Linked DNA regions of Homo sapiens: region 2 is linked to region 1. The links are chromatin contacts, found by Hi-C or POLR2A ChIA-PET in ENCODE. All regions are on one chromosome and are shown on one strand. Each heading gives the region's core, a stretch centred on a gene start or an enhancer-like site at or near the end of the contact. The rest is flanking DNA. Distances are from core to core; before and after follow the strand shown. Region 1 overlaps LINC02210-CRHR1 (LINC02210-CRHR1 readthrough). Region 2 holds the start of CRHR1 (corticotropin releasing hormone receptor 1).

Evidence for each region. A loop is a pair of places that touch in the nucleus more often than their neighbours do. ChIA-PET counts read pairs that join two places held with the same protein, here RNA polymerase II (POLR2A).
Region 2: a loop to region 1 is called in a map with no recorded cell type, with 1.9 times the contacts of the local background. The contact joins the promoter of CRHR1 here to the enhancer-like site in region 1. A Hi-C loop is called at or near these places in 1 of 168 maps with a recorded cell type or tissue (IMR-90) and 2 of 37 single-sample maps with no recorded cell type. POLR2A ChIA-PET finds 5 or more read pairs at or near these places in 4 of 52 experiments (H1, HEK293T, SK-N-SH and 1 more).

The regions. Positions count from the first base shown.
Region 1 is chr17:45,736,757-45,742,459 of GRCh38, reverse strand. The region is part of intron 3 of LINC02210-CRHR1 (LINC02210-CRHR1 readthrough); the gene reads right to left. Among named protein-coding and RNA genes, the nearest start is that of CRHR1, 45 kb to the left of the region's middle. Within about 2 kb of position 2,544, at least 3 of the 41 ENCODE cell types and tissues checked have a DNase peak (open chromatin) inside an H3K27ac peak, as active enhancers do.
Region 2 is chr17:45,782,147-45,787,316 of GRCh38, reverse strand. CRHR1 (corticotropin releasing hormone receptor 1) reads right to left here and starts at 2,997. Exons shown (of 13, transcript NM_004382.5): 1 at 2,740-2,997. The coding sequence starts at 2,772. All of the region lies in intron 3 of LINC02210-CRHR1 (LINC02210-CRHR1 readthrough), which reads right to left. RefSeq lists an enhancer at 1,770-2,270.

The sequences.
Region 1 (5,703 bases), core at 1,295-3,794:
CACACCTTAACAGGACTCCCTTAGAGGATAGTTTCAGGCAGGACCAGCTTCATGGGAATGCCACCTGTGCAGTCAGGCAGAGCCACATGCTTAGAAGGAGTCTGCCTTTGGCCTAATGCATTCTTAATATTTCTTGAAGAAGTGCCCTGCATTTTTATGTGCACTGGGCTCTGCAAATTATGTAGCCCATCCTGATTTCAAAGTTAGCAACCTTCACCTGAAGGGGGGTGGCGGTGGTGGTGCTACTGCACTAGAAGGATGGACACCCAAGGTCTTGTTGGCAGCAGGGCACCTTGGGATGATGGGGATGCCACCTGCTTCTTCCCATTCCACTTTCCCCAGACAGAGGTGCGAGGTGAGCTTGGAGCAGGGCAGCGTTCTCATATTCACATTCTCTCTCTCTCTCTCTCTCCCTCCTTCTCCCATCTCCCCGTCTCCCCGCCTCTCCTTCCTGCAGGCTGTAAATGAACCAGACAAGGCCAGGTGGAGGTGATGCTCCTTCCGGGCCCAGAGTTGAAGACCTACCCTTAGGTTTCCTTGACAGCCTTAGTTTCTTTCTGACTCTGCTGGGCTTGCAACCAAAGGCAGCCCATCTGGCTGTGCCAGGGGTAAGAAAAGACATGATTTAGCGCCATAACAATTTTAACATCAGGCAAAACAGATGCCATGTGAGAGAGACTCAAGGTAGAACAGTACATGGCAGATAAAAGAAATGACCTAATTAGATCTCAAACATACAACCTTGAGTTTAAAAAAGGCATTTTGCTGTGTGATATGTAACTGCGCCACCCTCTGTGTAAAACAAGCCACACATACACACACACGTGCTGACACACAATATATATTTCCCATGAGCCCACGCATATATGTGAAAAAAAATTTTTAAGTGTGAAAGGATCACACCAAATTCATATAGTACTTGTTGCCTCTGAAACTGAGGTGGGTTGTCAGAGGGAAGATTATCTGTGACCATCTAACAATTTATAAAAGATAATCACTCGAGTGGTTTTCTTTTAAGCACAGATGCTCCAACTGTGGGACAAGGGAGGGTTGTCCATCCATCCCTTCCTCCCTGGGGTTCTGGTAGTGCCTAGCCCCAATGGATTGCACAGCATGCTGCAGTTGATGGAGCACCCTCGCCTCCCTTGTCTTAGGTGATGCCCAGAGCAATGCCTTGTGGGGGTAGGGCAGGTATAATTATTATTCCCATTTTACAGAGGAGGCAACAGAGTCAGAAAGGTTGAGTGACTTGCTCACACACGCAAAGCCAGTAAGCAGCAGATGGGGACTCTTTTGTCCTCCAAGCTGAGTCAGACACAGAGGGGGTGGAATGGCCGGGGCCCAAGTGCTATTTATTCCCCATGGCTATTTAGGGTTTGCAGGATATGTTTTCCCTCTAGGCAGATATAGTTTCTCCTAGACCCACTTTGAGCCTCCAAACAGACAAGGGATGTGCTAACCCTTCTCCTGAACCACAAAGGTGATGCCCTCTCTACCTGCCTTATGGTGCTGGGAGACACACTCAAACAGAAGCAGCCAAAGTAGAGACTTCTTTTCCTCTGATACCAGTCCAGCTCGCTGCCTGCCCAGACTAAAGCTTCAGGTTCCCTTGCAAGAAGAATCCCAGCCTGCCGCATCCTCTTTTCCTGATTGGTTCTCCCTCTCTGGCTCCTCTTCCTCCTTTCAGGCCACTGAGTGGCTCCTCCTCTCACCTTCCTGGCCACTGATTGGCTCCCTTTCTCAGGTTCCTCCCCCCATCTTTCTGACCCCTGATTGGCTCCCCTTCTCTGGCTCCTCCCTCCTTCCTGGACCTGCCTTTCTGTCTTCCACCAGAGGTTGCCCTAGGCTGCTGGACTTGGTGAACTTTTAGGTAAGTGGGTCTGGAGATATCAGTGACACACTGGCCATATAAAAACCGGCTGGAGCCCGTTACACAGCCAGAAGCCAGGACCCCAGGCCCACAGATGCTGATTCAATAGGTTTGTGGTGGAGCCCAGGGATCTGTAGTTTATAAAAACAAGTCCCAGGTAATGCTGACATTCAATGCAATTGAGAAATCACCCATCTAGTCCAAACCTTTAAGTCAAAAACAGGCAAACCCAGGCCTAAAAAGGCTAAATTACTTGTCCAAGGCCACACAGCTAATCAACTGAAACTGAATATTGGGCAGCTCCTGGTCCCCACATGACACCTCTCCCCACCCCGCAGATACACACACACACCTCACGCACCTCCTCCAGATTTGACTGGCTCGGCTTCTGTCCTGAGGCCTGACTAAGATCTGGTCCCTTTACTTCTAGGCCACAGGACCCAAAGTCCAGGCCAGAGCAGTCCCTGTGGAACAGGAGCGGGACAGCAATTTCTTGGTGAAAGGTGTTACACCGCAGGGGCTAAGGCCTGGCATTATTCTGCTGCCTGGGTGGAGCCCAGGTCACACACCAAGCAGTGAGGAAACCTGAGCTGCCCCTCCCTGTTCCCAACTGTCCCAGGAGGCCCCAGGGGCCTGGTCCCACAGCCACTCTCCCCAAGATTCAGGTGTCACATAACTGGGCCCCAAGCCAGGCCTCTGGTTCTCAGGCAACTCTCCCCCTCCCTGGGGCCTGCAGGAATCTCAAGAGATTGCAGTTTCCTCTGTTAGAAATGGCTGGAAACCTTAGGAGGGCAGAGGGAGGGTGCTGAGGCAGCAGGACCCCCTCCTGGGCCCCAAGTGATCCTTTCCCACTACCAACAAGCCCTGAGCAGACGAAGTGTTCCAGGTCCTGCCACTGTGGACTGCTGCCACTTGGACCCTTCACTGCCAACCCTGTGCCCCCACTACTCCTTCTGCCTTGGCCCTTGTCCTGATTCTGCTCAACACACTTGTCACACCTTCCCAAAAACTGCAGTTCTGAAGTTCGTAGTGTGCAGGGGAATTATGAGAGCCAGCCCTTCTGCTTCTGGAAAATTGCTATTGTGACTATACCCACTCTTCTCTGGCACTCAGGAAGGGGAGACAGCAGAGATAGAAAGAAGGGCTCTGAAAGTCTGAGGTACAATATCAAGTACCAGCTGAACAAAGCTGGAACTCGCACACATTGCTTGGTAATGCAAAATGACGCACAGTTTTGAAAACAATTTGGCAGTTTCTTATAAAGTTGAACATGTACTCACCATACAAATTAGCAATGCCAGTCATAGGTATTTGAGTAGCATTTCGTTTCCCAAGGGAAACGAAAACCATTTACATACAAAGACCTGTTTGTGAATGTTTATACAGACTTCATTTATAATCACCAAAAACAGGGAACTCCCCAAATGTCCTTCAGCTGGTAAATGGATAAATAAACTGGTACATCCATACAATGTATAAATGGCTGCTCAGTTTGTTTATCCATTTACCAGTTGTCCACCACATTAACATGATTATATCAATTGATGCTGAAAAGTCAACACCCATTAAACAACAATTCAATACTCATCCATTATAAAATTCAAAGAAAAATTGGAATAGAACTTTCTCAACTTGATGAAAAGCATCAACGAGAACCCTACAGCTAACATTATACTTAATGGTGAAAGACTGAATGCTTTTGCCTTAGATGAAAACAAAGCAAAAATGTCTGCTGTCACCACTTTTATATGACATAGTGCTGTGAAAGTTTTAGCCAGTGCAATAAGGCAAGAAATTAAAAGGCATACAGATTAAAAAGGAAGAAATAAAAACTGTTCCTATTTGAAAAGAACATGATTGCTTTTGTAGAAGTTCCCAAGGGATATACAAAATATTAGTACTAGTAAGTGAATTCAGCAAGGTCACAGAATACGAGATAAACATACAAAAATCTGTTGTATTCCTATGTACTAGAAATGAACACCTGGATATCAAAATTAAAAATACAATACCATGTGCAACTACAAAAAGAAAAAGAAGAGATACTTAAGTGTAAATCTACAGGATTTGTATGCTGAAAACTACAAAAAGAAGATTAAACAAGTCAAAGAACAGCTAAATAAATGGAGAGATGTATTATGTTCATGGATTGAAAGATTCAACATAGTAAAGATGTTGACTTACTCCGCAAAAGGATATATGAGTTTAATGCAATTCCTTTTAAAATCTTGCAAAAGTTTTTGTAGCTATACACAATATTACTCTAAAATTTATGTGGAAAGACAAAGGAACTAGAATAGCTATCTTAGTCTGTTTTGTGTTGCTATAAAGAAATACTAGAGGCTGGGTAATTTTTAAAGAAAAATGGTTTATTTGGCTCATGATTCTCATGGCTACAAGTTCAAGATTAGGCATCTGCATCCGACGAGGGCCTCAGGCTACTTCTGCTCATAGCAGAAGGCAAAAGGGAGCCAGAGTGTGCAGAGATGGCATTGTGAGAGAGAGGAGGAAAAGGAGGGTGTGCTAGGCTCTTTTAACAACCAGCTCTCACAGGAATTAATTGAATGAGAACTCACTCACTCCAGAGAAGGCCATTAATCTATTCATGAGAGATCCACCTCTATGACCAAAACACCCATTAGGCCCCACCTCCAACATTGAGAATTAAATTTCAACATGAGATTTAGATGAGACAAACATCCAAACCATAGGAATAGCAATTTTGGAAAAAAAAAAGAATAAATTGGGAGGAATCAGTCCATCTCATATCAAGCTACAGTAATCACTGTATAGCTACAGTAAGACTGAATGTTATTGGCATACAAGATACAAGATAACTTACAAGACTGTATGTTATTGGCAGAGAGATATACATCAATGGAACAGAATGGAGAAACCAGAAATAGACCCACACAAATATGCCCAACTAATTTTTGACAAACGTACAAAACTAATTCAATGGAGGAAAATAGCCTTTTCAACAAATGGTGCTAAAAAAAAAAAAAGCCTCTAAGTCTTACGTACGCCTTATACTAAAATTAACTCAAAATGGATCATTAACTTAAATGTAGAACATAAAACTATAAAACTTCTGAAAAAACAGGAGGAAGTCTTCAGGATGTAGGTCTATGCAAAGAGTTCTTAGGTTCAACACCCAAAGCATCACCCATAAAAGGAAAAATTAATAAATTGGACTTCATCACAAAAGCTTCTGTTTTGTGAAAGGCCCATTAAAAAGCATTAAAAAGATGAAAAAAAGCTACATACTGGGAAAAATATTTGCAAACCATATATCCAACAAAGAACTAGTATGTAGAATATATAAAGAACACTCAAAACTCAGCAGTCAGAAAACGAACAATCCAATTAGAAAATAGGTAAGAGACATAAAGACATATTTCACCAAAGAAGACATCATATGGCAAATAGCACATAAAAAGATGCTCATTGTTCATCATTAAGGGAATGCAAGTTACAATCACAATGAGAATCACTATGTACCTATCAGGATGGCTAACATAAAACAGTAATAATACTAAATGCTGACAAGGATTCAGAGAAACTGAGTCACTCATACATTGCTGGTGGGAATGTAAAATGGTACAGGCACCGTGGAAAACAGTTTGGCAGTTTCTTTCAAAAACTAAACATACAACTACTGTACAACCCAGCAATTGTACTTCTGGGCATTTATCCCAGAGAAATGAAGACTTGTATATAAATGTTTATAGATGCTTTATTTATTTGTATTAGCCCCAGACTGAAAATGATCCACTTGTCCTTCAACACAGAAATGATTAAATAAACTGGGGTATATCCTACCATGATCTAAT
Region 2 (5,170 bases), core at 1,748-4,247, 44 kb before region 1:
GCTGACTCCGAGGTGCTCAGGCCCCTGCCCCTCCCTGGGGATAGAGACAATGTCTTGTCTGTCTTCTCCTGACTCATGGCCACTTGTACACACATCGTCTCTCCCCACTCACACACACACTTTCACACACCCTGTCTCTCCCCATTCACACACATTTTCCCCCAGGACTCTGTAACTGTTATAGTGTGAGGCCCACAATATAGGCCCCAGAGTGGACCCTTTCCCAACACTGGCTGACTTGTTGGGGATGGAGCTGGATTTGGGATTAACCCTAAATCCCCTAGATTTGTACTCTCATGCTGACAAAACTACCTGAGCTCTCATCTGGCTGAGCTCTAGAGTGAGATTTAGGTGGCTTCGAATATTTTCTGGTAATGGCCGGGCATGGTGGCTCATGCCTGTAATCCTAGCACTTTGGGAGGCCGAGGCTGGCTGATCGCTTGAGCCCAGGAGTTTGAGACCAGCCAGGGCAATATGGGGAAACCCCATCTCTACAAAAAATACAAAGATTAGCTGGGTGTGGTGGTGCATGCCTGTGGTCCCAGCTATTCTGGAGGCTGGGGTGGGAGGATCACCAGAGCCTAGGGAGGTTGAGGCTTCAGTGAGCCATGATCACACCATTACACTCCAACCTGGGCGACAGAGTGGGACCCTGTCTTGAAAAAAAAAAAAAAAAAAAAGGATATTTTCTGGTAAAAGCAAACAAAACAAAGCCTTTTATCAGAGTGTCTGGGTTTGAATTCTGACTTCACTACTCACTGGCTGTGTGACCTTGAACCAGTTACTTAGCCTCTCTGTGTCTCAGGAATAATTCCTACTTCCTAGGGCTGTTAGGAGGACTAAATGACTTAATATTTGCAAAGCAGGTAGAATAATGCCCAGTGAATTGTACATGCTACATAAATAAAAGAAGAAAAGCAACTATTTAATTGTAACCAACGTTTGAAACCAGCATTCGCTGGCCATTCACTCACTGCCCCACATTCATCTGGAATTTATTGAATGCCTACTGAGTTTATTAGGCCAGGCATAAAGGGCAAACACCCCACCATCTAGTAGGAACAAAGGAAATAAAAAGACTTTTTTAAGGAAAACATGATCATTCTAAACAGAGATTTGCACACAATTCTATGAAAGGCCAGAAAAAGAACATTGATCTATTTCCGCGTAAACCTGAAAAAAAAAAAAAGAAAAGAAAACACCCGCAGTTCAGTTCTTTGAATCCATTTAAAAGACTGAATTTGGTCTAACTGGTTTGTGCATTTAGACCAGGCTTCGGTACACGCGAGCCTTTTGGAAACTATTCCCATTCAGTGCCAACTACTCGACCTCTCTGGATGTTTTTCTTCTACCTTCCTCACCTGTCTGTCTCCTCGAACGCCCAGAAAATAATCTGAGTTCATCCCTAGCCCTCAGGTAACGGATGGGGGAGGGGATGTGGGTTCAGTAAGACCAACCCTTGATCATTTTAAGAATCAATTTATAAATATTTGGGGAGGGGCAGGATTAGAGAAAAATCTCAGTAACTTGTAACGTCTCAACTAAGGAAGCAGCAGCTGCTGCATTTAAAAATCTTGGTGGTTTAACTCAAACCACTTGGTAAGCCGGTATACGTACAGTTGGTTTAATAACTGATGGAAAAATGAAATTCCGCCAATCCGCACCCCTCCCCCAAATCCACCGAAGTCTCTTGAATGTAATCGCTCTGAATGCCCTGAGCCGGGTCAAGCTGGTGTCTATGTTTGTGGCTGGAGCGGACCCTGCGGAGTCCCGAGCCCCGGGTGAGGCGATGCCCAGACTGGCGCGAAGCGGGGTGTCCCGGCAGCAGCGCAGAGGCCCACCCGCCTCTCCGGCCGGCTGCAGCGGGCGCGCCTATACCCTGCAAAACCAAAACGCTCTGGAAAGCGCTTGGGGCTGCAAGTGACGCCTGACACGAGCGGCGGGCCGGACTGCCGGCCTCCCGGCCCTTCCCTGGCTCACACAACCCGCGGGCCGCCCCCACCGCCCACGAACTTCAGCGGGCAGACGCTGGACGTGCGGTCTGGCTACTTTCCTAAACTCCAGCGCCCGATCCGCGTCGCAGGGTCGGCCGCGCAGCGCGGGGATCGCGGGTGCCCAGGCTCGGAGAACGAGCGTCGCGCTCCCAGCCGCGGTCGGGGAACAGGAACTGCCGCCAGAGGCACCGTCTCCTCCCCCGAGACTGCGATATTGATCAAGGGCTCGCAGGCGCGGGCGGCATTCATCTCTCCGGACTCGCAGCTCGCCGCGGAGGGGAAGGGGCAGGACGCGCTCCCAAGACTAGGGCGGGGGCGTGCGGAGTCGGGGAGCTGTTTGGGGGCGCTGGGGCGAGGTGGGAACCCCGCTTCAGAGTCTCCAGTCCCGGGGCCGAGGTCTGCAGGAAGGGCGTGGGAGGTGGAACCTCCCCTCCCCTAGGCGTCTGCCCGAGAGCCTAGAGCGATTCTTGGCGCGGAGCCGGCTACCCGGGTGGGCGGACCCCCTCCTCCGCCAACATCCCGGCGGCTTCGCCACGATTTCTTTTCTCACCTGAGTCTCCCCCTGCCTACCCAACCCTGGCTCCAAAGGTCCAGAGAGTTAGGCTGCCCCGGAGCCCAGCCTTCCCCGACCTAAGCACGGCTCTCCCAGCGCCCCCGCCCCCATCACACCCACAGCCCAGCCCCGTCCCGCGTCCGCCAGGGGCCGGGGGCGCCAGCGCTCGAGGGATGGCCGGCGGGCTGTTACCTTGACGAGACGGAGCTGCGGGTGCCCTCCCATCCTCGGGCTCGCTCGGCTACCGTCCTGAATGCCCGGGTCCTACGGACATCCCAGAGGGACCGGCGGGCGGCTGCGGGCTCGGGCGGCACGGGGTGGGCGGCCGGGCTCCTCGGTCGCTGCCTGGTGAGGAGATGCCCGGCTCGGCGCTTCCCGGCCCCGCGGCCCGGCCCGGCCCGGCCCGGCTCTCGCTCGCCCCTTCCCGGGGAAGTCTGGCCGCCGTTTCCCGACGCAGCCCGGCCCGCGGCCGCCTCTTGCCGGCCTCGCCCCCGCCACCTCCCCCACGGTCCGCGCCGCTCCTCGCCTCGGCTCCCCGCCCCCTCGCCCAGCTCGTCCCCTCCCCTTCCTCCCCCTCCCTCTCCCCTCCGCTCCCCTTCGGTCCCTCCTCCGCGCCTCGCCCCTCGGCTCCCTCCCAGCTCCTCCTCGCCTCCTCCGTTCCCTCCCCTTCCCCCGGCCCGCTCTCTGTGTCCCGCCGCCAGGATCCCCTTTCCCTGCGCCCGGGGTTTGCGGCAGTCCTCGGGGCGCGCTGGCAGCAGTGGCGGCCGCCGCAGCCCGGGGAGAAGCCGGGAATGGGGGAAGGGGGCCGCGGTAAAGGATCAGCCTCCCGCCCGGCCGAGGTCGGGGCCTGGGAAGTCCCAGGGATCTGGGGTGACTTGGGCCAGGGTGCTCAGGTGAATTTATGAGGGCGAGGCTATTGGGGGCTAGGGAACAGGGCGGTCCCTACTGAGCGGAGCCGCCGCGGAACCCAGTGAGGCTGCGACCTGCGTTTGGGCAGTTCCCGCCCTGCGGCTGGCTAGGAGGAGCTCCTCGCCGCCCCCATTCCAGCCGCGCCGGGCGCTGGGCCCGACCCCCAGCACCTTTGGCACTGATGTGCCTGGTGCGCGCTGAGACGCGAACGCTCTGCAAGATGAGCCCTTATTCATTCGTTCCTTCTTTCCTTCATTTGTTCATCTTACAAACTGAGTGCCTGGCCACTTTGGTTCAGGCAAGAGGCTGGATCTGGGAACCCTTTGGACCTGGGAGCCCCAGGATGAAAGGGAGACGGCGGTGCCCTGCAGGACAAGCGGGCACTGAACGCTGCCCAGGGGAAAGCCGGGCGCGCATTGCGTTGCAGCGCGGCGAACGCTGCTAGGAGCCCGCGGGCAGGGCGTGGGGAGGACACAGCGCCCCCTCCCGGCCGGCCGAGCCCTCTGGGCAGCGGTGGGCCTCCCCGCCAGACCCCGGGGCCGTCTTCTGAATTGGCTTCGGAGCTCCCCATCCCAGGAAGCAACTCCCAGCCCTTCCAGATGAACAGAACTTTTGACTTCCTCTTCACTCTTCCTCTCTCCTACCAGAGCTGAAAAGGGAGAAACTGGGAGGTAGAGAAATCTTCACTCCACCCGCAGAGCCTAGGCCGCCTGGCCAATGCAGCCCCTATTGGGTACACCAGAGCACCTGGGGCGGCGGGCAGTCGGCTTTGAAATCAAACTGAACCCACCTGCCCTGCACCCTGTGCCCTGCCGTGCCCACCCTACTCCTCCCTCCTGCCCTCTTCTCAGCACACTGGGCAAGAGCCAGCGTGTTCATGGGTCCACTGGCCTTCATTTGGAGCTGGAGTTATTTTAGAAGATCGTAAGATCCAACACACACAGTTTACTGGTGAGAAAATGGAGGCACACAGAGGGTAAGCCTAGTCCTCCTTCACCTCATTCCCAGCTCACAGTGCCTGGAGGGCTGGGCCCTAAAGGGGCCTGGGACACTGAAGTGGGGAGGGGCATTGCCCAGGAAGCCAGCTGCTCACATGGCTTATCCACACACCTGGCACTTTCCAGGTGAAGCACACAGTCCCGAGTCTTGCAAAACCCCCATTAGGTTAGTGCTCCGGAGCTGGCTGTGCCGAGTTGGGCCCTGACTTGCCCCAGCCAACCCCAGAAGGGATGGACATGCTAAGCAGATGGACAACTAACTGTTACCAACAACAGTTAAGTGCGGGGCAGTCTGATGTGCAGGTTCTGGAGTCAGATGGCCTGAGTTTGAATCTTGGCTTTTCCACTTACAAGCTGTATAAACTTGGAGAGTTATTTAACAATGCCTCAATTTTCTCATCTATAAAATCGGGGTAGAAACGCTACTTCTGAGGGTGGTTGGGGAGTTTGAAGGAGTTGGTATTTGTAAAGAGCTTGGAACGGAGCCTGGCACATAGTGAGAGCTTAATGAGGGTTAGCTGTAGTCACCAATACTATGATCATCATCATCATCACGATGGAGTGGACTGGATGCTCAAGTGTGAGGGGTGGCTTGGTCCCACCCTCTAGGCAGTTCTTTGTGGGGAGCAGAATTCTTGATCAGAAATTCACCAGCAGCAGTAGGCTGTGGAATCAGAGGAGAGGAAGCCGGTTGGTCCTCTGGTAGCTTTGCCCAG